Regions from separate parts of the Homo sapiens genome. Here region 1 is linked to region 2. Evidence: chromatin contacts called from ENCODE Hi-C or POLR2A ChIA-PET data. All regions are on one chromosome and are shown on one strand. Each heading gives the region's core, a stretch centred on a gene start or an enhancer-like site at or near the end of the contact. The rest is flanking DNA. Distances are from core to core; before and after follow the strand shown. Region 1 overlaps GPR176 (G protein-coupled receptor 176). Region 2 holds the start of THBS1-IT1 (THBS1 intronic transcript 1).

Region 1 (4,328 bases), core at 1,024-3,523, 290 kb before region 2:
AGCCACTGTGCCAGGAGTTGAAGATTTCCTAGCCAGAGAAGTTCTGAGTCTTGAGAAGGTTGAAGGTGTTCACTGTGTGCATGAGTAAAGAGCAGGTTAAGTTCATTTGTTGATAAGTATAGGAATTGTGGGTCTTGTCACCCACATAGGACTTTGAAATTATCCTAAATAATGGCAAGGCCTGGGTGGGACAGAGGCTATGAGTCAGATACTAAAATCTTTAGCAAATGAGAAGGAGTTACCTGGAGGCTGATAGGTTACAAAAACAAAGAGGGAGTAGAAAGAGATGTAACCAGATGACAGGAGTTAAAGGAGTCTGGATTTTATATAAATATAGAAGGGCAGTGTGTTAGATGTACAAATAGGGAGTGAGTGAGGAATAGGATGACCTTATTCCCAACTTCGAGGTGGGGTGCCCAGGAGACTGCACAGCATCCAGTGGGGAAGCGGGCCCTTGGGTTTTGGTTAAGGCCAAGGTCTGTGAGGTAGGCACGATGTTGTCAAGTGTTAGTCCTGTCATGCAACAAGTTGCAGAGGGTCCAGTAAGAGGTTAGAGAGGAAAGGGGAGTAAGGTCAAGGAGGGGGAGCTCTGAGCAGCATGGGCATGAGGGTTTGAGAGTACAGTTTTGCACATATGACAAGGATGTGAAGTGTGGTGGCATTAATTGGCCTGAACATTTCAATAGACCTTTGGGATGAAGTTGCTTTAGGTTTCCCACAGGCATCTAAATATCAGCTGATGACCACTGACCTGTTCCAGTCAAGGCTGTGTGGCTCCTGGGACCATATTTTTCCAACATTACTGAAGGAGGTTAAGTGGGCTCCCAAGCAGCAACACCCTCATTGGTCAAGGTTTTAGTACTGGACAGGGAGTTAAGAAACAGGGTTTTAGGCTAGCTTTGCCTCTAACCTACTTTATGGACCTGGGCGAATCACTTAAACTTTTAAGGCCTCACTTTCCTTATTTTTAAGTGAGGGGTAGGCCCAGTAGTCTGTAAAATGATAGTTGACCCATTTGTTCTCTAGTTTTCTTCCATTAAATGTGGCACTTACGGTACTGTTGTAGTATCATTACAGCACTCAGTAACCTCTCAGTAATCTTCACCAAGGTGTACCACCCTTCAGGCCTAGCCACATATACATACATCCAGCAACGCCTACTCTCATCTTACCTCATCTGTGATGTTCAGGAAGGACCGTGTCCTCAGTGCCTAAATACATAGGGGTTTCTTCAGTGTTGGCCTTTCGGCCAGCCACCCCTCCCTGACTGTCACTCTGGTCATTTACTTTTTGTTTTATTCTCTTCTTTAGAATAATAGTGAGCTTTATTATCCAAAGAGCTTTAAAGTGGTTTTACAACTAAAGGCAGGAAACCTCGTACACTGGTATGAATGTAAATTAATTGGAACAACCATATGGAAAAGGGTATATAGAGGTTCTTAAAAAAACTAAAAACAGAACTACCATATGATCCAGCAGTCCCACTTATGGGCATGTATCCAAAGGAAATAAAATTGGTATCTCTAAGAGATAACTGCATTCCTATGTTCATTGCAGCATTATTCACAGTAGTCAAGATATAGAGTCAACCTGTGTCTGTAGACAGATGAATGGATAAAAAAATGTGATACACACACACACACACACACACACACAAATATTATTTGGTCACAAGGAAGAAGTCTTGTCATTTGCAACAGCATGGGTGATCCTGGAGGACATTGTGCTAAGTATAATAAGCCAGCCACAAAAAGACAGTACTGTATGATTTCACTTATATGTGGAATCTAAAAACATTGAACTCATGGAAGCAGAGGGTAGAATGATGGCTGTCAGGGGTGGGAGAAATGGGGAGATGTTGGTCAAAGGGTAAAAAGGTTCAGTTGTACAGGATTAATATGTTCTGGAGATCTGAGGTACAATGTGGTGACTACTGTTAGTAATACTGTATTGTACACTTGAAATTTGCCAAGAGAGATCTTAAATGTTCTCAACACACACACACACACACACACACACACACACACACACAGGTAACTATGGGAGGTGATGGATATGTTAATTAGCTTGATTGTGGTAATCATAATGTACATGTATATCAAAACATCATGTATACCTTGAATATATACAGTTTTTATTTTCAGTTATACTTCAGTAAAGCTGGGAAGAAAGAAGTGCTTATAGTGAAGGAAAATGCGGCTGTGTCATTGTTTTGAACATCTCTGTTGGGAAATACTGCATGAGTAATGGAAAGAGCATGGAGTTGGGGCAGGGTGCGGTGGCTCACTCCTGTAATCTCAGTGTTGTGGGAGGCCAAGGCGGGCAGATCACTTGAGGTCAGGAGTTTGAGACCAGCCTGGCTAATATTGTGAAACCCCATCTCTGCCAAAAAATACAAAAATTAGCCAGGTGTGGTGGCGTCTGCCTGTAGTCCTAGCTACTTGGGAGGCTGAAGCAGGAGAATTGCCTGCACCCGGGAGGTGCAGGTTGCAGTGACCTGAGATCCGTCATTGCACTCCAGCCTAGGCAACAGAGCAAGGCTCCAACTCAAAACAAACAAACAAAAAAAAAAAAAAAAGAAGAAGAAGAAGAAGAGCATGTGATTAGGAGCCAGGAGTCCTGGGCTTGATGCATCTGCGACCTAGTTCATAGGTGAATGCTAATTTAATACAAGGCAATAAAATGTTTAGAAAAATATTTGCTCACATTTGATGGAACATCTTTTGTGTTTGCCTACATTTGGATTTGGGGGAATTTGGGGTGAATATGACTATAAATGAGTGTGTTCAGGGATGTTCACTTAAACGTATCAGTGTGGCTGGGGTTGGGGGAGAGGAGAAACTTATTCTCCTCTTAGCTTTGTCCTCCATCTTGTTTTTGTGTTTTCTGGCAACAGTAACTTTGATAAAAGAGATCTTCCCAAGCCTGATGAGACAGCAAACTAGGGAATGAAAGAAGGGAGGATATAAATAGCACTGAGGACCAACATGGATTTTTTTAGGTGTTTCAGAGCTGCTAGACTCAATAATTGGGTTTTCTTATGAGACTTTTAATTGCTTTATTAAGAAAAATAGGATAAAATAAAATTGAACAAATTAGGCAGCCAAGCTCTGGAACTAGTAAAGAAGGCTCTATTTGTGAGTTGAAGAAGTAACCTTATTTTTTCCCCCTGATTCTAAGACTACTTTGAAGGAACAGAAGATAATGTAGATCACCTATTCTCTTTCATTCTCTCTCTCTCTCTGTCTCTGTCTCTGTCTCTCTTTCTCTCTCTCCCTCCCTCCCTCTCTCCCTCTCTCTCTCTCTCTTTTTGTAACAGGGTCTGGCTCTGGAGTACAGTGGTGGGATCTCAGCTCACTGCAACCTCAACCTCCTGGGCTCCAACCATCCTCCCACCTCCCAAGTGGCTGGGACTACACACCCAGCTAATTTTTGTATTTTTTTTTTATAGAGAGGGGGTTTTGCCATGTTCTCACTGTGAAAATTTACTACCAGAAAATAGGCTAAGAAAAATAATAGCTTTCATGAGATACTGGATAGGCCATTCCATAATAATAGCAATAGAAATTAAATTATAAACATTAACATAAACATCAACATCATTAACATTATATCCCTCACTGAAACAACTGGTAGAACACCACTTTGAGAATTGCAGCTCATACTGATCTTGTATGCAAGAAGATGAGAGAGAAGGTGTGTTTAAATCCAATTTTATTAGGCCTTAGTTCGCTGTGCACAAGAGGGTAGTAGCAATGGATTTAAGTTCAAAGGAAAAAGAGGTTCCTGAAATTCTCCCTGAAGTGTAGCATCTGCTATTTATTTCACATGTTTACTATCAATTTTGAATATATGTTAGTAGGACCATGAAAGAAGTTATATGTTTATGCAGCTGAAGCATTTATTTTTATTCTTCTGCTCAATTCTCTTCTTCTTCTTCTTTTTTTAAAAATATGTATTTCTTGAGTCAGGGTCTCACTCTGTCACCCAGGCTGGATCACCCAGGCTGGAGTGCAGTGGCAGGATCGTGGCTCACTGCAGTCTCAAACTCCTGGACTCTAGTGATCCTCCCACCTCAGCCTCCTGTATAGCTGGGACTACAGGTGTGTACCACCACACCCAGGTTAAATACATATATATATTTAAATTAAATATATACATATATGTAAATTAAATATATACATATATTTAAACTCATATATATATATGAGTTAAACATTGGGAGGAATAAAAATAGATTACAAAATATTGCAAAAAAGTACACACCAAATAAGTCAGATGATGACAGGTGGTGGTTTGTGTATGTGGAAGAAACTTCTTTGAGTTAA
Region 2 (4,111 bases), core at 439-2,938:
ATTTACAGGGTGCTTACCATAAACCAAAACTCAGTGCTAACTGCTTTACATGCAGTATCTAAATAAAATGCTCAAGATAAACTTATCAAGAACTATTATTATCTCCAAGTTGCAAATGAGGAAAGAGCCTCAGAGAGGGTAAGTTGTGTTCAAGGGTGCACAGCTAAGCAGTGGGATTGGGATCCAGAGATCCTAGAACCCGTGTTCTTAATATACATGCTGTGGAGCTGCCCTTGGTGACGACAACAAGGACAGGTCAGTTCTCCACGTCCCTGAGAGGCTAAGATGCTTACATCTCTTGTCACACTCCTGAATGTGGCAGGTCCGTGTCTGGACCGAGGAGCCCTCACATCGGTTGTTGAGGCTATCGCAGGAGCGGCCGCGCTGCTGAATTCCATTGCCACAGCTCGTAGAACAGGAGGTCCACTCGGACCATGGAGACCAGCCATCGTCCGCAGAGTCGCTGGCTGCAGGGGAAACAGAGGTTCATCAGGTACGTGATGATTAGGACAAGCTGTTCTTTAGAGGGCTCTGTTCAGGGCCCTCCACTTGCCAGAGGGTGAAAAGCAATATATTTATTTCTTTTTGGCTTTACTGAGGTATAATTGACAAATATTATATACATTTAAGGTGTATAATGTGATGTTTTGATATACACATATATTGTGATTACCACCGTCAAGCTAATTAACACATCTCCATCATCTTACAGTTACTTTTTTTGGTGATGACTTAAGATCTACTCTCTTAGCAAATTTTAAGCATACAATCCAGTATTATTAACTATGGTCACCATGGTGTACATGAGCTCTCTAGAACATAATATGAGCCGGCACAAAGTTGCAGTTATACAGGATGAAAAGCAACATATTTCTTAGGCCAACGGCCCAGGGGTTTATCCCAGGTCATGATGTGTACAGCAGTGGGGTAATCGGATGCTTTGCCTGGCTCAGTACAGCTGAGCCTTCCCACAGTGTATGCTCTCCTATTCATTGATTTTCTTTCTCCTCTCAGCATTGCAAATGAGTTTTCCTTTACTGACTTAACATATCTGGGTAGGCATTTCCAGTCTCAGACTTCCAAGAATGCGCGAGTATGAGGAAGCTTATAGGAGTCATTTCTGTCAGGGGAGCCATACACCATGTGTTTGACAGATGAGTGTGAAGGCAGCCGAGCTGTTGTTGGTTCTGGCTCCAACTCGGCCGTGAGTTAGTCAGTTTGTTGTTCCTCTCACCCCAGCGTTTGGGGCCTTCTCTGCACATATTGTCATAAGAGGACAGCATGTTTGTTTACCATCTGCCCAGGCACCACGGCTACAATCACATCTAGCTGTATCAGACAGAAGACAAAGAACTTACTTTCTGTGGTCATTAGTTGTAAGTTTTCTTAGCAATCCCTGATTCAAGTTCAAAACTTTGCTACCTCCAGCTAGCTTTGTTCCTTTTAACGCACATGTTAAGTGAATGCGGAACAGAAAATAAATGTAAAAACGACCATTACAGTGCCAATATCGCTAATATGATCCCTGGATGGAATTGGTTATTCTGAGCTGTGACAAGGGTGTGTTTGTGTGTGTGTGCATGTGTGTTTCTGTGTGTGTGAAGGGCAAGTGCTGTTTTCCTGTTTTCTTCCTTATCTTAGTTGTAATGAATCACTTTTATAACTTGTACCTGCTACACTAAGTATTGTCTCAGCAAAGTCATTCATTTTACTGGTAACAAAAGCCAGGGATAACGTGCCATGGAACGATATCGTGCCTTATTTCTTTTGGTGCTCTAGAGCTCAGATTGCTGCTATTCTCTTAGGCCCTCTTATCCCTACAGATGAAAGGGGCAAAACTTCCAGGCCCGATCAGGCCAATGCTTACACAGTAAGCCTGTCAATATCTCTGGTGAGCAGATTTTTCTTAACTCTGTGCCACTAAGGTCAAATTCTAAAAGCAGTCAACTTAGAGCTGTTGCTGCCACGTCTTCATCTCTTTTCCTCAAAGCAAAAAATCAGAATTAATGAGCTATACCAAGATCTTCACTGCCATTACTGCAATCCAGATGGGTAATTACGATGTACTCATAATGGAGTTTTGGCTCTGTACAGCAGATAAGCTGTCAGTTAACCAGCTGCTGCAGCAAGAAACTGAATGGAAGCATGATGGAGATGGGGGTGGGGTTCCAGTGTTGTGCTCGGCTGTCTAGGATGTATGTAGAACTGACCTAGTCACTGAAGAATAGCTATGCCATTTGAGAAACTTACGCCAACAGCGAGGACAGCATTCTCCATCAGGAACTGTGGCATTGGAGCAGGGCATGATGGGGCAGGACACCTTTTTGCAGATGGTAACTGAGTTCTGCAGGGCAAGAGAGTGAGAGGGGAACAGGCTGCTGAGCATGTTGCATACAGAAGTCTACATCCTGTAACATTTCCTTTACAAGCCAAAACATGGTCAGGGCTGTCAATGCTCTAGTGGAATGATTTTCATAGATCTGTCTCTGTCATATTTGCAGCCACCACTATCGTAGAGACAGTTCTAGTGCTAGTTTACGTGTCACTCCATTCCTTGGAAAGTTCTTTTTAATTGCTACTTAGTCAAGGGTGGAAGTTACAGTACAAAGAATTTATAGCAGAGGAACCAACAAACATCATGGGTCAAATCTATGTCTGAAATCAAACTCAGAAAATTCAGCCAGGACTTTTACATTTTTATATTATGTGTTTGGGGGGAGGAAGGAAGATCTATAAGCACTTTTTCCTCATCTATAGATCTGTGATCTGTCTTTATATTGGAAAAGAAAGGGAATTTAATGAAGTTGGTTCCCACAGCCAGTCATCTGTGATTTGTATTTAAGCAAATTCAAATACTTTGCTATTAATAGATAAGCCAGGTGAACCTCCAAACTCACTGGCCACTGGCATGCGGGGATGCTAGAGTGAATCACACACCTGGCAGTGCCATCTGAGCAAAGCAGACAGTAACATCCTAACAGTGTCAGACTAAGTGATTTGAAAAACAATTGCTACTGTACTAAAAGAACCTATGCCAAAGCTGAATATAAATCAGGGTTGGGAAAAAAAAATGAATGTTCCAACCAGGTTTTATTTACCTGACATTCAACACTTAGTCTTTGAACTAAGGTAGGTAAATTATTCAGATGTCTTAGTAGATTCATTCTCTTAGATACTTAGCCTGGGGTATAATTAATACTTTGATAAACCATCTGAGAGTTTAAAGAAGAACTTATAGATGCCATAATTGCATCTTAAAGAAAAAAAAAACACTTTGTTATCAGGCCATGGAACATAAAAAGAATCTCTGTGGCGATTAGGGTATTTCCCCAAAGATGTAGGTTCAAACAAAAGCCGTCGATTCTTATTCTGGCTGGTGAAGGTCCCTTACCTGACAGTGACACTCAGTGCAGCTATCAACAGTCCATTCCTCGTTATTTCTGTACTGAACTCCGTTGTGATAGCATAGGGGAGGCCGCCTCAGCTCATTGGCCAACTCTTTGTTCTCTTCAGTCTAAATGGGAGAGAATATCATTAGTGTCCCCCCGCATTTTCAGTCATTTGGGACCATCTGCGATAAACCTTCCAGGGTTCATGCTAACGGGCTGGGTGCAGAGGCCACTGACCACTTTGCGGATGCTGTCCTGCAGCGTGGTCACAATGGTGCGCAGGCCCCTGAGTTCCAGGACCATGCTGGACAGCTCATCACAGGAGATGCCGCAGATGGCTTGCAAGTCCTTTGTCTTGTGGCCAATGTAGTTAGTGCGGATGGCAGGGCTGGAACCATTCACCACGTTGTTGTCAAGGGTGAGGAGGACACTGGTAGCTGGCAAGAAACAAAATGAAAACTTCAAATAGATACTCTTACCAACCAGCCTCTTGAGTTCTTAGTGGTAGAAGACGTTTCATTTGGTGTGAAGGATGCAGGTAGAGGGGTTGCGTGTATGCGCACGTGTGTATACGTGTGTGTGTATAATACCCCTTGGAGTCACTTCTGTATGCCTCTTGATGATCTCACTGGGGGTAATTTATGTATAACCACTATTGCTAAATTCCTCAGTTTGTTTTTGGTGGAATTCCCCCTGATTCCCTATGTGCCCTAAAAATAGAG

The links. A loop is a pair of places that touch in the nucleus more often than their neighbours do. ChIA-PET counts read pairs that join two places held with the same protein, here RNA polymerase II (POLR2A). Pooled maps may share reads with other maps.
Region 1: a map of Caco-2 shows a loop between it and region 2 (2.9-fold over the local background). The contact joins the enhancer-like site here to the promoter of THBS1-IT1 in region 2. A Hi-C loop is called at or near these places in 1 of 168 maps with a recorded cell type or tissue (Caco-2) and 9 of 50 pooled maps. POLR2A ChIA-PET finds 5 or more read pairs at or near these places in 1 of 52 experiments (WTC11).

The regions. Positions count from the first base shown.
Region 1 is chr15:39,875,801-39,880,128 of GRCh38, reverse strand. The region is part of intron 1 of GPR176 (G protein-coupled receptor 176); the gene reads left to right. Among named protein-coding and RNA genes, the nearest start is that of GPR176, 42 kb to the left of the region's middle. Within about 2 kb of position 2,273, at least 2 of the 41 ENCODE cell types and tissues checked have a DNase peak (open chromatin) inside an H3K27ac peak, as active enhancers do.
Region 2 is chr15:39,583,703-39,587,813 of GRCh38, reverse strand. THBS1-IT1 (THBS1 intronic transcript 1) reads right to left here and starts at 1,688. Exons shown (of 1, transcript NR_186398.1): 1 at 561-1,688. It overlaps THBS1 (thrombospondin 1), which reads right to left. Exons shown (of 22, transcript NM_003246.4): 5 at 3,627-3,826; 6 at 3,392-3,514; 7 at 2,251-2,344; 8 at 294-467.